Regions from separate parts of the Mus musculus genome. Here region 2 is linked to region 1. The links are chromatin loops, found by intact Hi-C in ENCODE. Cell type or tissue: left cerebral cortex. All regions are shown on one strand.

Region 1 (8,000 bases):
TTTGTTCCATGATCCCCTATCACAGAGATTTTCCAAACTATCCATTCTAAAATGATATCTCGCCCCCACCCCTAGCACCACCTTGCTAAAGCCAGGAAGGGTACAGGGAAGCCTAGGGCCTCATTTCCAAATCTAGTTGAAGAATTTTTACCTTCATTTTCATTGTCTGTAAAATGGGCTGGTGATAGAAACCACCTCTCTGCAATGCCATAAATGTTGTCAGTTTCATAAATGCTCATAAATGTTAGCTATTGGGCATAATAATAAATAGTTATATTAGTAATTTGAGCAAACTAAAAAGAAATTAAGTAATCTAACAGCTACAGCAGACTTACACCCATAGTTCTTCTAGAGCTTCTTGCTCCATCTCTCCAAATTCAGGGGAGGGCAGAAGATAGGAGGAGAAGGGTTCTTGACTTTGTCTCAGACTATGGACCCAAGGGTGGGAGGAGTGAAGCCAGGCTGCATCACACAGCACTCTGTCCGCAGAAACTTCTTTAAAACACAAATCTTAGCCAGGTGTAGTGATGCACGCCTTTAATCTTAGCACTTGGGAGGCAGAGGCAGGCAGATCTTTGTGGGTTTGATGTCAACTTGGTCTACAAAGCCAGTTCCAGGACAGCCAGGGCTACATAGAGAAACCCTGTCTCAAAAATAACAGAAGGGCTAGGGAGATGGCTCAGCAGTTAAGAGCAATGACTGCTCTTCCAGAGGTCCTGAGTTCAATTCCAGCAACCATATGGTGGCTCACAACTATCTGTAATGGAAATCCGATGTCCTCTTCTGGTGTGCTTGAAGACAGCAACAGTATACCCACATACATGGGATAAAAAGTCTAAAAAACATTTTTTAAAGGTTAAAACGAAAACAACAGAAAACCCCCCAAACAAAAACAAAACCCACAAATCTTCTTGGTTGAGGGGCTTTCATTTTTTTTCCCAGCTTTTAATTACATCTCATTGTAGTACAATTCACAAATTCTATCACCCTTGTGCCACTTGGCAGTCAACCACTGGCATTCTGCTACCATAGGCCGGTGGCCACCCTTTCTATTAAAGGAACCATACATTATGTAACATTCTCCCTACTGCCTCCATTTTTAGAGCTTTTTAGAGGTAAGCCTGAAAGGTGGCTATACATAAACTAAACCCATAAAAGGACACAGTTTGAGACATTCTTTAAAAACTTTTAAAAAATAATTTACTTATTTTTATGTACATTAATGTTCTGCCTGCTTGTATGTCTATGAGAGGGGGTCAGATCCCCTGGAACTGGGATTACAGCCAGTTGTGAGCTGCCATGTAATTGCTGAGAACTGAACCTGGGTCCTTTGGAAGAGCAGCAAGTGCTCTTACCCACTGAGCCACTCGCCAGCCCCAATTTGAGGTATTCTAGCATTTCCCATTAAAACTATCACCACATAAAAATAATGAGCATGCCGGGCGTGGTGGCGCACGCCTTTAATCCCAGCACTCGGGAGGCAGAGGCAGGCGGATTTCTGAGTTCGAGGCCAGCCTGGTCTACAAAGTGAGTTCCAGGACAGCCAGGGCTATACAGAGAAACCCTGTCTCGAAAAACCAAAAAAAAAAAAAAAAAAAAAAAAAAAAAAATGAGCATTATTGTTCACCCCCCCCAAAAGGTTTTCCTTTTTTCTTCTTTGATCCCTCTCTAGTATAGATTAGTCTGAGCTTTTTTCCCGAGTGGTGTAGGACTCACTTGGCATGTGTTCTTTTGTGCCTGGGTTCTTTCACCCTGCATTTTTTTTTTTTAATTCTTCCATGCTATAGAGTCTCAGTTCCCCTTTTGTTCCCACTATCTGGAAGTAACACAATCTATTTGTGTATTGACAAACATAGTAGTACCTTCCAGTTTCTGACTGTCATGGGAAAAGCCACCATGAATAGTTTTATACAAAAGTCTATTTGTGAATCTAAGTTTTCATTTATCTTGGGTAAACCTCTAGACTGGGAACTAGCTAGGCCACAGGCAGACATATACATTTAACTTTGAAAGAAACTATGTTTTCAAGGATGTCATAAATACTCTTTGTCACTCTCTATGCCAGGAAGATAGAAACTGCTCATAAATGTTAGCTATCAAGCATAAAAGCAAGTGAAGATTACTTTAGTAATTTAAGCAAGTCCAAATTTAAGAATCAAATGTGAAAGTATTTTATTAGCTAATTCAACAGCTGCAGGGGACTCATACCTCTGAGCCTCTGGGGTTCATCACCATCTCTGTAGGATTGTGGGTACCAGGGTAGAGGACAACTTTGTGGAGTTGATTCTCTTTTCACCTTTTTGTCAGCTTGGGGGGTGGGGTGGGGATTGAAATCAAGTCATCAGGTTCACACTGAGCCATTACCCAGGCTGTTTTACATTCTAATAGTCTCTTTAATTGACCAAGGTTATCTCCCTGGCCACTCTTGTACTTGCTGTCTCTTCTCCCTGCAATGCCCCACCACTAGTTGTGGCATGACTGGCTTCTTGCTATTCATTACTCAGATGAGTGTCATTTTCTAAAGAGATTGCTGCCAACTGAATTGTGGTCCTACCTCAGAATCATGTGTTGAACCTATAACCCCCAATAGGTTAGTAACAATATTTGAAGATGAACCCTTTAAAGAAATTTAAGTTGTTTAAATTGTGAGGTTGGGTATGGTGGTGCACACCTTTTGATCCCAGCACTTGGGTGGCAGAGACAGGCAGATCCCTGAGTTTAAGACCAGCCAAAGCTAAGTAGAGAAACCCTGTCTCCAAACAAACAAACAAACAAACCCAACCAACCAACAAAACAAAAACAAAAAACAAAAAACCCAAATCACCACCAATTAAAAAAAAAAAAAAACCCAACAACCCAGCAACAACAAGGAAAAGAAGTAAAGGAGTTTCGGTTAACAACGAGGCTGTTGGAATCCTTATCCAATAAGGCTAGGTGCTGAGGACTCGTATATTGGACTAGAAGAGAAAGGAAAGGACAATCGGTAAACCTTGAGATGGCATAGTAAACAAAAGCATGGCATTGTTCATGGTTCTGCACTGTATTGAGAGTGTGCTAGAGAGTATCTTTGTCCTTGGGAAAAAAACACACACACACACATATATTTGTGTGTGTGTATATATATATGTGTGTGTGTGTGTATATATATATATATGTATACATATATATCTTATAAATATAAAAGGATTTACAACATGTATACATTCATACATACATATTTGTGCACAGAACATGAAAATATAGCAAAACAATGTAATTCTGGCAAAAAAAAAGATGAGACTTTACTATTCTTACACCTTGTGTGTATATGTGACCACTTACATACAGAAAAGCTATAGAAATTCTAGAAACTCTTGTTTATTGTTTTACATTACATTTAATCTGTCTTGTGTGTATTTTAACACTGTTCTAAGTACTTTAACTGTGAGACATCTACGAAGACACAAGGTTGACTGTCTCCTCCAGTGTCAAGAGTCGCAATTAAGGCAAAGACTGTCGTGTCTACTCCTTTTTCCCCAGACTTAAAATAGTGTGTAGCAGAAACTCTAGTTACTGTCCTTCAATATCAGCTAACAAAATACTGGGCACCTTCTAGGCATTGGAGTACAAAGCAGGGTACAAAATACTTTAAAAAACCACGCCTAGGGGCTGGAGATGTAGCTTTGTAAAGTGCCTGTCTAGCATGCACAAAACCCTTGGATTCCTAGCTCTGTACAAACAAATAGGGTGTATAAATTGGGTGTGGTGGTGCCCGCCTTTAATCCCATTACTCGGGAGATGAAGACAAGAGGAAAAGTTCAAGATCATTCTTAACTACACAGCCATTGTGCTCCCTCCCACCACAATGGGCGGCCGGGGTGAAGGGTATCAAAATCCAAGCCCAAAGCAGCTTATATCAGGCACTCAATTAGCCAGCCATCATATTTCACTTGGTCCTTTGCAACCTTGGAAGTGCGGACCACCCGGGTTTGGCAGAGAAGGATACTGAGGATTAAGTGCGGCTGAGATCATTGGGGTCATTAGTGGGCGTGGAGATTAGCGTTCTAACCCTGGTCTCAGCTGTGAATCGATTACACCTAAGCCATTCCCCCAATCAGCATCAAGTGCCGAGTGCGGGCGTAGAGGTACGATGCAGGTCAAGTCCGGAAAGGCGTTTGCGGAGTGCAGGCGCCTCGCGAAGGCCCTCGGTACAAATCGCGGGATTTTGGCGCGCTCTTTTTGTTGGCTGGGTGTTCTCGCCAGTGATTGGTTCCGGGCTGTCGCGGCGGCTGGGTCTACCTCGGCTGCAGAGAGGCGGCGCGGCTCTCCGCTGGCCTCCTGGGGGATGGGCCACCAGGAATCTCCGCTGACCAGAGCGGCGGCGGGAGGTGCAGCTTACATAAAGAGGTTACGTAAAGTGCTCAGCTGGCGTGAACTCGGGGACGGCCACGGGAACCTGGAAGCCGAGGCCTCCCCCGGGAGCGTTGCTGTCATCACAAGAGCAGCGCCGCGACGCGCTACACGCTCAGCCAGGCTCCCCGCCTCGCGCCCTACCCGGCTCTGCAGACAAGCCCGGCTCGGAACGGACCATCCTCCGGCGCGGGCTCCAAGGGGGAACCGGTTCGCCCGGAAGAGGAACAGCGCCGGCCAGGTAAGAGGGAGTGGAGGGAGGAAGGGAGGGCCGAAGCGGGAGCCCCGGCGCCCCACCGTAGTCCCGGGGGCGTCACCGGGGCCTCCGCCTGTCGTCCTCGGAAGCCGATCTTTTAGCCGGTTTCCCTTCGCCCGCTGTCCCCGGGGGTCTGGGTCGTCCCGCCGGGCTCTCCTGGGTTTGATTCACGGGACTGTTTACACCGGGAGAAGCCCGGGTAGGACGTGGGGAGGGGCCGTTGAGAGGGGGCTAAGCCCCAGGAAAGTTTAAGCCGGCCGTCTTCGATGGGGACGATCCCTACGGCTTTATTTATTTTTTCTGCTCCTGACGGATAAGTCGGCGAGAGGGGACGGTTTGCGCTTCGGTTTCCGGTCCTCCCTCGGTACTTCCCGGTGGTTCCGTCTTTCCCGCTTTCCTTTCCCTTCCCCCGTTCAATTCGAGACGGTGGCTCCTTCTTAAAGGGGCCGCGACCGGCGGCGGAGGTGGGACGCCGGACGCTTTAAGTTCCTCATCTACCCTTCTCGGCCCGGTGGGTTTTAACTTCTCCCTCTCGCCCTTAGATCACCATCCAAGGTCCCGCTCCTCCACATCTCGGGGCTAGACGGAGGGATGAGGCAAGGGGGGCCCGGGCGGCGCCGTTGCTGCTCCCCCCGCCCCCCGCAGCCATGGAAACGGGGAAAGAGAACGGAGCCCGCAGAGGGACAAAAAGCCCGGAGCGGAAAAGGCGAAGCCCAGTCCAGCGGGTACTGTGCGAGAAGCTGAGGCCGGCGGCCCAGGCCATGGATCCGGCTGGGGCCGAGGTCCCGGGCGAGGCCTTCCTGGCCCGGCGGCGGCCGGATGGCGGCGGCGGGGATGTTCCTGCACGGCCGCGCTACAGCCTCTTGGCGGAGATCGGGCGCGGCAGCTACGGCGTGGTTTATGAGGCTGTGGCTGGGCGCAGTGGGGCCAGGGTGGCAGTCAAGAAGATCCGCTGCGACGCTCCCGAGAACGTGGAGTTGGCACTAGCAGAATTCTGGGCCCTCACCAGTCTCAAGCGGCGGCACCAGAATATCGTGCAGTTTGAGGAGTGCGTCCTACAGCGCAACGGGTTAGCCCAGCGCATGAGTCACGGCAACAAGAACTCACAGCTTTACCTGCGCCTGGTGGAGACCTCGCTCAAAGGTAGACTACAGCCGGCAGTCCTGCCCTCTCCTGGACCCCCTTGTTCTCAGAACCACTCAGTTCTAATAACTGTCTCTGGCTCGCTAAGGTCCTTGACCCGGCTTTGGGACCTTCTTTCTTGCTAGGAAATCAGTCTGTTCCCCAGCCGTTAGCTGACATTCCCTAACAAGCTCACCAAGTGCTAACCTTGATCTTTTTAAGTACTCACTCAGTAGGTGTGAGCCATAATTACAAGCCTAGCATTTTAAAAGATGGATGAAGAGTAGTCCTGGTGGGATTCAAAGTAGTTGGTAGAACTGCAGAAGCCCCCTCATGCCTCTTTCTCATCAGAACCTAGAGGGGAAAAAAAGTAGCAGACCCACCCATGCCATTCTCCTTTCCTGATTTCTAGTTTCTTCCAATTCTGTTCCCAAACCTTGTCTTCAAGTGTGAGGTTTCCTCCGAGAACCCCAACCCTTCACCCGAGAGCAGACAATCATTCAGTTGGTTCTTGGTTTAGTCCCTGAGGGCACCACAGGTTAATAACTCACGCACCCAGTAATAACCCCCTCAGGTGGGCCAAGAGCTGTCGCATAACAAAACAGGTTGCAGCTTTCCCTGCCCTGTTACAATCTCAGTTGTTTTCATAACCCCTGGGGCTGTCTGAGCAGTGATTGTTGCAGAACCATGGGGCTCCAGGAGGCCAAACACCTTGCCTTCCTGTGTAAACTAGAGAAGAGGCAGTGGGCTGCAAGTGTCTTGAGTTCCTGGGGCAGGGGGTAGGGCGAGGGAAATTGGACAGTCGCAATCCCAGCTATATAATCTGAGCGCTACGATTTGGATAATATCTGTAACAGTAAATTAAGCTTCTGCTCTATAAATAGAGGAACTCAGCCTAGTGGGCACAAACACAGCTCGATTAAGGTTAATCAGCTTGAAAGAGTGGGACTCCGGCCTCCAAATTCCTGTGTCCTTGAAGTATTTGTAAGCCAGCATGGCCCTCACAGATCTTTGCAGATATATTGCTGCCTTCCTTCCCTATCTGAGGTTGAATTTAGCAGACTGGGTGGGATTTAGGGCTAGATTTCCTAAAGTCTTTTTGGAGCACCTGTCAGATTTTATTGTAAGGTCCCAGGAGAACTCCTTGCAGAGTTTTAAAGTCATTTAACAGTGGATTGGATAGTGTGATGGAATTCTCTGGGGGCCTTTCCCATCCTGCTTGTCATCATTTCCAGGAGGGTGGATCCTTGAAGATTTCCTAGGTAGCACCTTCTACTTTGCCTTCAGTCTCATCAGTTACTTTCTTAGTTCTTTTACACACCGATTACTTGAGTACAAATGAATGAAACATGCTTAGCAAATGTTTGGTTGATATTTCAATAACTGCCTTGGGCTGTGTGAATTTGCATTGCCAAACAGTATCTTCTAACCTCAGTTCATTGATGTTGCCAGCTTGAAACTGGAACTTAAGCTAGCAGTCCTTGTTAATTCTTCCAATACACAAATACTTTAAAACTTTCTTCACAGACAGCATTTTAAAAAGAATTTTACAGTAAATAGTGGCAGAGTAGCAAGTGTTTAACTCCCTGGAGTTTGGGACTTACATGCAGTCGTTGCTTGTTCTGAGCTAACATGGCAAGTTGACAACCCACAGGGAGTGTGTGTGCCTTTATCCTACGATGGGGATCTCTGCCAAGAGGTTGTACATGTTGGGAACGTCGGTAATCTATAAAGAATCCACTGCCTCATTACGTTCAGACTACTTTCTGAATTTCTTCCATCTTCATCTTCTTAGAGATTTGGGTTCTTACTGTAGTTTCCCAAACTTTGACTATGGAACACATTGCCTGTGTGGCCGGAATAGTAGGTTGAAAGCTACCCTAGTTTTTTCATCCCCCCTTTGTGTGCTAAAACTAGTGAATTTTTTCCCCTGTGGGCCACATACTTAATATTCCCTGTTTTAATTCAGAGTCTTAATATGTATTGCCTCTACTCTAGAAAATGACAGCTAAGCTTACATGTCATACGTCTGCTTAGTGGATAATACATACATAGCTTGCTAGCATTAAAGTGGAAAACAGAGACTCAAATTTCTCCAGGGTACGTTTTCTTGACTTAAGTATCCAAGTCTTGATCGGGCCCTGAGTTTATAGCATGCTATTGATGTCCAGCGATACCAAAGCTTTCCTTAACCCCAAAGTCCTTTGCAACCATACTCTGCCCTGTTCCTTGT
Region 2 (8,000 bases), 130 kb before region 1:
AAATAAAATAAAATAAAATAAAATAAAATAAAATAAAATAAAATAAAATAAAATAAAATAACTTCGTCCCTGTTAGCAAGCTTCCACAGAACTGGAGAGTGCCTTGCAGGTTGTCACCAGTCTAATGCAGATACAAACCCGATCAGGTGAGATGTGGGGCAATAGTGGTATGGTGGGTATGGGGGTAACCAACAGCTTCATGATCAGATTTGTACCCCACTCCACAGAAGGAAATGTGTGCATCATAATAAGCCCATGGCTGGGGAGGCCACAGGCCTTAGAGGGTCAGCTACTACTCTCATTTTGCTAAATGGACTTGTTTTTAAAGTGCCTTATAAATATTTATGTTTATATCCATACACTAGTGCTGCTGTCTGTGCTGGCCAAACCTCTTCATGCAATAGTTAATACAAAGACTCAGAATTATAAAGGTGTTGAGAGTAAATGGATGACTACTGAGTGCTAACCAGGACATTCTATCACCTCCTCCAAGGGTCAGGAAACATTAGAAAGAAGGATCAAAAAAATATATAAAAGCCAGAGGAAGGGGAGGCATGCTCTGAAATGCTATTTTTCTACACATGCTGTGGCCATGTTAATCTAATCCAAATCAGGCATCCATAGAGATAGTGTGTTGATCTACTTGCCTGTGTTCACGGAATACCTACTGTTTGCCAGATGCTGTGTGGAGTAAAAACTCTAAGAGGGCTCAGTATCTTTGTTCGGGTTTTATTGCTGTGAAGAGATACCATGACCATGATAACTTTTACAAAGGAAAACATTTAATTGGGGCTGGCTTACAGTTTCAGGGGGTCAGTCCATTATCATCACAGCAGGAAGCATGGCAGACATGATGCTGGAGAAGGAGCAGAGAGTTCTATATCTTTATCCACAGGCAGCAGAAGTGAGTGCCACACTAGGCCTATCTTGAGCATATGAGACCTCAGAGCCTGCCCCAACAGTGACACACTTTCTTCAACAAGGCCACACCTACTCCAACAAGGCCACTCCTCCTAATAGTACCATTCCCTATGGGCCAAGCATTGAAACACATAAGTCTATAGAGGCTGTTCCTACTCAAATCACCTACCACACTCAGTCTCCCATATCCTTTGTAATAGCTGCCCTTCCAGTTACTATGATAAAATTCCTCAGGTGGCTTTAAGAAAGGAAGTCTTATCATTACTGTGGCAGAGGAGGCATGGTAGCTAGCTCAGCTCGAGCTGAGGCAGCAGGAGAGTGAGGTAGCTTGCCTCAAACCCCATCTGCAGCCGCAGTCAGCAAACAGACAAAGATGGATGCAGGTGCCCAAGGGCAAACCTCCTTTCCTTCTGATTTGGTTCAGGACCGGCCCCTTGGAATGGTATTGTCTATATTCAGGGTGTGTCTCTCCTCCTCAGTTAAAACCCTGGAAACCCTCTTACAGCCACACTCAGAAGTGCATCCCCCACATGGCAGCCAGGTTGACAATGAAGATCAGCCATCACAGGCTCTCAGCCTGTTGCATGGAGATGGACAGACTCACTAGACCACGGTGAGTGTTGTCCCAGCACCAGCCATAGTTTGAAAGATGAGCACCAGTCTTCTGGAGAGGTAGGAAGGAGCAGGTGCCCTGGGGGAGCTTTGGGAGGCATAGAAGGAAACGTCTAAGATAGAACCTGGGAGAAATAGAAAGTACAGATGAGAAAGAGCTGCGAGTGTCTGCCCAAGGGGCTTGAGTTTAATCCCTGGCCTGGAAAGGAGTTTCACTGAAAGGTATTTTTTCAAGTAGATTATCAGCATCCTAGAGCTTTAGAGAGGCAGCGCAGGAGGCAGAGGAATGTCCGTGTGAGGTTGGGGAGATCCCTGAGAGACAGGGGGATGGCATGGATCACTCAGCTTTGGATTAGGTACACATCAGGCTGACTGACCTGGAGAGAGTGAATGAAGAGTGAAATTGAAAGGCCTGGAAACCTATCAGCATGAGGGGGAAGTAGAAGAGGGGCTGTTGGAGCCTCTTTAGGAGCTATTTCTATAAGGCATCCCTGAAGCCTGGCGTGTAAGCACAGACCAAGGGGTCACCCAGACACTGATTGTGGTGATGACTGGAAAAGAGTGGGCTATCACCAAGAACACTAGAGACAGCCTGGCTGTCTTGCAATACTATATGACTGTTCTCCAGGGGATGCCAGAGTAGGGGTAGGGGAGAGAGAGAGCACAAATCTTGGCCACACAATGTGCAGAGCCCAAAAATTCTTAGAAGGAAATACCTAGGAGAGAAACAGGGCAGAGTCAGGCAGATGGACTTCCACTGTCTCCTGCCAGTCCTTGTGTCTCCAAACTCCTGCCACAGGTCCCCAGTTCCACGGAAGAACTTCTCCAACCACTCCCAAGACTCAAGATCCCTCTAAGCTCCCCCAGTTCCTGCAATCTGACCGCAGTGATGTAGCACCCAATCTTTTCACTCACTATTACTAGACATGAGTAGCCTAGATGCTGGACTGGAATTTAAGCCATGTGTAAACTTCTAGAGTAAATGAGAGGACTCAAAGATGAGATGGAAAGTGGAGGGGGGGACCTGGTGGAAGAATGTGGGAAGGAAAATCAAGGGGAAAGAAGAGGCAGGAAAGCAGGAAGAGATGGAGGGAGGGAAGGAGTGAAAATCCGAGGGGAGGCAGATGGGAGGGAAGAGGAAGGGAAGGAGGGAGGGAGGGAAGGAGCAAGGAGGCAGGACTATGGATAGATACATTTATGGAGGATTGATGGAGGGAGAGAGGGTCAGACAGATAGATACAGTCACAGATAGGTAAGTATATGGACTAGGGGAGGAATAAATGAGAAAGAGGCTGAGTCAATGGGGAGTAGGTGAATATAGGTACAAATGAATGATCAATTAAGCAATTACATAAACGAACAAAAAGATAGGTAATTAAGAGAAGGGATGGATGGAGCTAAGTCCTCTGCTCAGTAGATTTCTCTGTCCTCCCAGACTCCAGGTCAAGCAAGCATACTGTCATTTTGTAGGAGCCCCCATCCCTGGTGACTGATGTCATCTGGTATTATGCTGGCCTGTGGTAGGATAGTGGTAACCCTATCAACTCAGTGGACCAAGAAATCTCTTGTCCCTAATGTTTCTCTTGGTAATTTTGTGCTGGCTGAGCTCCATTCCACTCCTTGATTATGGACCTCTGCTCACACAACTGTAGCCACAACAAAGCCAAGAGGTACAGGCAGGCCCAGGGGGCAGGAAATGAAATAATGTGTATAATGTACGTATGTATTTATACAATGTCCTCAATCATCTCCTCAGAGCTGGCCTTGAGTGTAGTCCATTTTCCAGCTATAGTGACTACCACACCCCTCTATTGAATTGGTCCATATACCCTCAGCCATGAGTGTCCTCGAATAAAAACTGCCTTGTCATCTTTTAATATCACTCAGGGCCACGTTAGTCAAACACCTCAGCATTTATGGTTTATCACCCTTGCTTTCATCGCGGTTATTACTCTAAACTTTCCCTAGAGCTCTGGGCAGAGTACATAACCAAATATCATAGGCTGTTTTAATTTCTAGTCTTATTTTATATGTATGCCTAGTTTGCCTGGATGTATTTGAGTGCACCACACCCATGCCTGACCCAGGGAGGTCAGAGAAGGGCATTGGATCCCCTTGAACTGGAGTTAAAATGGTTGTGAATTACTACTTGAGTACAAGGAACTGAACCGGGTCCTTCACAAAAGCAACAGTTGCTCTCTAACCCTGGAGCCATCTCTGCAGCCCTATTTATCTTCATACTTTTTTTTTAAGTGGAGAAAACTGGAGTGGATGGAGAGGAGCATTGTTTTGTACTTGAGTGAAACTGAAATCCAAAGGTAGTCATCCATGTTCAAGGTCCACAGGTGCGCTCAAGAATTCCAAGCCTGGTTTCCTTTTCTTTGAAACTGGGAAGTTGCTTAATCATTTCTAGCCAAAAAGAAGACAGCATTGAAGAACAAGGTATTTCAACAACAATTACAAAAGCCCAAGGACTTTTCGTCTTAATGCCAATAACTGCCCATTTATAATCAGTGCACTGCTGAGTTCCCTCCTTAAACCCAGAGTTTTTAGTGTTGGAATTTAGATTCTTTTTTTTTCTTTTTTAATATTTTATTAGGTATTTTCCTCATTTACATTTCCAATGCTATCCCAAAAGTCCCCCATACCCTCCCCCCCCCACTCCCCTACCCACCCACTCCCACTTTTTGGCCCTGGCGTTCCCCTGTACTGAGTCATATAAAGTTTGCATGACCAATGGGTCTCTCTTTCCAGTGATGGCTGACTAGGCCATCTTTTGATACATATGCAGCTAGAGACAAGAGCTCTGGGGGTACTGGTTAGTTCATAATGTTGTTGCACCTACAGGGTTGCAGATCTCTTTAGCTCCTTGGGTACTTTCTCTAGCTCCTCCATTGGGGGCCCTGTGATCCATCCAATAGCTGACTGTGAGCATCCACTTATGTGTTTGCTAGGCCGGGCATAGTCTCACAAGAGACAGCTATATCAGGGTCCTTTCAGCAAAATTTTGCTAGTGTATTCAATGGTGTCAGCGTTTGGAGGCTGATTATGGGATGGATCCCTGGATATGGCAGTCTCTAGATGGTCCATCCTTTTGTCTCAGCTCCAAACTTTGGAATTTAGATTCTTAAGCCTACCCAGATGGTGACAAAACTCCCCCGAGTGTGTTGATCCCGGTGACCACAAGGGGGCGCGCCCAGATCAGATACCGCTGGCTTCAGCCACCTGGCTTGTTACTGCCCCCTGCGGTGGATGCATCTTTGCTCTAGAGCTTAGATAGTGTACCCCAAGGTGATTATGCCCAAGTCCCCAAGCACCTGTGGAGACTGTAGCAAAGGAGCAGGATTGTTTTTGAGACTTATCAAGAGCTTCATAAAGCACACTGGATTTCTGGAGAGGACGCTAAAAGTAAATCCAGGACCTACTGTATGCCTGGACTTCATGTATCTCAACTCTACATAGACACAGGGCTTGTGGGGAAGGGCGCAGTCTAGGGAGGGAAAGAGCCTAAGCGTTGAGTAGGAGGGTGACTACCAGTCCAGTTTTCTTGGCAGCCAGCCCTGCTTTCACGGAGTGAAAACAAGAAAGTGGTCTCAGCTGTCGCCTAGCTCCGAGCCAGATTCTACACAGGGCTGTGGCCTGGGAGTGAGGTTGTGGTTTCTGGAGAAGACAGCAGCTGGATGAGCACCGGGTGTCAATATAGGAAGCAGCAGTGTCCCTACCAGGAACTGGCACTACAACGGTGACGATTGCTTCTGATTTTTATTAGGGCAGAAATGTCCCCTCCCAGGCAGAGAGCCTAGGGGTAATCTGGAAACTGTCCTCTGTTCAAAGACCCCCTCAGGACTTCCGTGGCTGTCCCAACTCTCATTCTTATACAGGTGTACCTTCAGATCCTTTCCTCCAAAACAAAGTCTCCAGTGAAGAGCAATGTGTTCGTTTGGGAGGTAGAGACGGCAAGGTGGGTCTGGGCTGCCTCCTGTGCCTGCCCATCCGCTTACCCCCATGTCTGCCTGCACCTGTGCCTGCCCATCCGCGTACCCCCATGTCTGCCTGCACCTGTGCCTGCCCATCCGCTTACCCCCATGTCTGCCTGCACCTGCGCACTGCACCTGCCTGCACCTACCCCCTGTGCCTGTCTGTACCTGCTAGTGCCTGCCAGCTGTACCTACCTGTGCCTACCCTCTGTGCCTGTCTATACATGTCTGTCTCTGTCTGGGTGTCCCTGTACCTGTCTGTCTGTACCTATATCTGCCCCGTACCTGCTTCCTGTGCCTGTTCCCTGCATTCTCTTCCCATTCTGTTGTTGCTAGCCAATTCCAGGTCCTTAAAGTTCCCCACCCAGGCTGGCAGAGTGTGAGCCTAAGGGACAAGCAGGAACTTTGTTACCTCCAAGCCCAGCTTACTTCTGCATGGGATCAGAGATGTCATGAGGCAAAGAGTCTTGTTATTTAATTTGAAACAAAGTACTTGTTATTTAATTAAGAGTCAGAGCCTTGCAATTGCTTCTTGAGAAAAACCTCCCAGTTGTCCTTGAGCCTTTAAGTTCAATTTTCAAAACTTGGTCTGTTTCTTTGCAGTCACTTTCAAGGGACTTTTGATTAATAGTCAACACCATTAAAACTATCTATCCCCTTTGCAAGTGTGGGTAATTAAATTATCCTCAACATTTAACACAGGACTTACTAATTTAATGTACTCGGTTTCATTTTTAAACACTTTCCTTATTTGCCCTAACAAGCAAAACTTTCCAGAGTTTAAAGCACGTTGGAACATCCAATTTAAGACCTTAAAGTGTAGTGAATCTCAGGACCTCTGGTACATCACACCAGTGGTCACAGGTCCTCAACAGAAAACCGACAAGTCTATAATCAATTACAAATTTCAAATTAGAGTCGTAGGCTAATTTGTTCATTCTCTATGCTGAAGCGCCCCATTGTCGTGAATACTTTACATCTCAAATGCCTACGTGTGCGAGGTTAAAAGGCATTTGCCCAAGAAAGAGAAAAGCTCTCCATCTTGTGGGAGTTACCACCCTTTATAGTTCCATGTGCAACAAAGCCAATACCCATGGTTCCCTGCCTGACCATTTGGTTACATGAAACCAAGATGGTACTTCCCAGCATCCCTTGTAACAAAGTGAATATGTGGCCAAGATCTGGCCAGTGAGGTTTAAGCAGAAATATTGTATGACTGCTTCCAGAACACCTTCTGAACACATAACTACTATATGTGTCCTCCCCACTCTATTTTAGCCGTTCCTCCATCTTGCCCCTTGACCATAGACATCATGGTTGAACTTCTGTCACTATTAGTCCTAGGAGACTAAGTGCAATGTGAGGATGCAGGATCCTGGAATTCTGGTAGCTTTGTAGAGCAGTCTGAGATTACCTTGTAAGACCATTCCCTCCTGGGAATGTGGTCTTGCCTTCTTGCCTCCTCCCGCTCTGTGGACTTGCCCGTGACTTGCTTTCATCAATTACATGTGGCAAAACCAGCACTGGGTGTTGTCTGAGGCAGCATTCACATTTGCCTGCTTGTAGTGCTGACTGGAAATGTCATGCTCGATTGGAAACTGGTCTAACCTGCTGGAAGATGAGGGACCCTGGCCCAAGCATATACCATCAGGAGATGTAGTGACTGCCTGTGGAGTCCCCCAGCTCTGCAGCCCTCCATTTCCGTCCAGGTAAAAACCCTCAGAGAGTTACTCCTCAGCGCACATAATTGTTTTCAGCCATTGAGTTTTATGACGGCTTATGCAGCAAAAGCTAAACAGAGCAGGGTCATAAGCTGCCCCAGCCTCACTTTTCTGAGAGCTTTAAGCCATTTTTGTTTAGGGTCTTGGATACATTGTATCCTGATACACCCGTGGGCTGCGCTGAGCTGCTTTGATGGGCAGGGTGTTCTCTCTTGCTGCAGAGCCTTTTTCAAATGGTTGCCATGTCAACAAAGGACTCCATTTTCTCTAAAGAAGTGGCTCTTGTGGATGGCTGGGTTCTGGCCATCTCATTAACTCTGTGTAATCTGAGACTACAGTACCCATCCCCAACCCCTGCCTTGCCCTCCCTCTACCCACTAGGAAGTCACCTGGCTTCCTTCACTAATTTCCTTACTGCCTAATTGAGTTATGAAGCTCTTTTAGCCCTTGCTGTCTGCCCAGGCTAGGACTCTGATAGATACGGCAGACATCTTGAACTCCACATCTTTCCCCTCTCTGTGTTCTATTATTCCCAAAGTCAGGTCAGACCAGGAATGCAAGCTTCCTCCTGCTCCCAGCCTCTGTTTCTTTAGCTTTCAGATACAACCTAGATTCTGACATAGTGTGGTTGTTGGGACATGACTCAGGTTTTCTACATAAACACTGTGATGTTAGAGACCCAGGGAGCTTTCTGGAGCCTGGGCCATGATGCCCCAGTAGCTTGATAGCTGTTGAGTCAATGGGATTCTCCAAGTCTTCATCCCCGTGC

The links. Peaks named below come from ENCODE experiments on the same cell type or tissue, not always from the same donor. Only the 100,000 strongest peaks of a DNase experiment are listed, where the experiment ranks them.
Region 2: a loop joins it to region 1, with 2.1 times the contacts of the local background. A loop is called at or near these places in 2 of 42 quality-filtered maps.

What each region holds. Positions count from the first base shown.
Region 1 is chr2:129,796,217-129,804,216 of GRCm38, forward strand. It overlaps Stk35 (serine/threonine kinase 35), which reads left to right and starts at 4,301. Exons shown (of 4, transcript NM_183262.3): 1 at 4,301-4,630; 2 at 5,188-5,788. The coding sequence starts at 4,325. Stk35os1 (serine/threonine kinase 35, opposite strand 1) reads right to left here and starts at 5,243. Exons shown (of 1, transcript NR_029452.1): 1 at 2,153-5,243. In left cerebral cortex, CTCF peaks have their summits at 4,276 and 5,488; DNase peaks (open chromatin) are centred at 4,336, 5,066 and 5,293; H3K4me3 peaks cover 3,340 bases; H3K27ac peaks cover 2,060 bases.
Region 2 is chr2:129,670,367-129,678,366 of GRCm38, forward strand. No RefSeq gene overlaps it. Among named protein-coding and RNA genes, the nearest start is that of Pdyn, 26 kb to the right of the region's middle. In left cerebral cortex, a CTCF peak has its summit at 4,759 (motif pointing right); DNase peaks (open chromatin) are centred at 4,743, 5,059 and 7,487.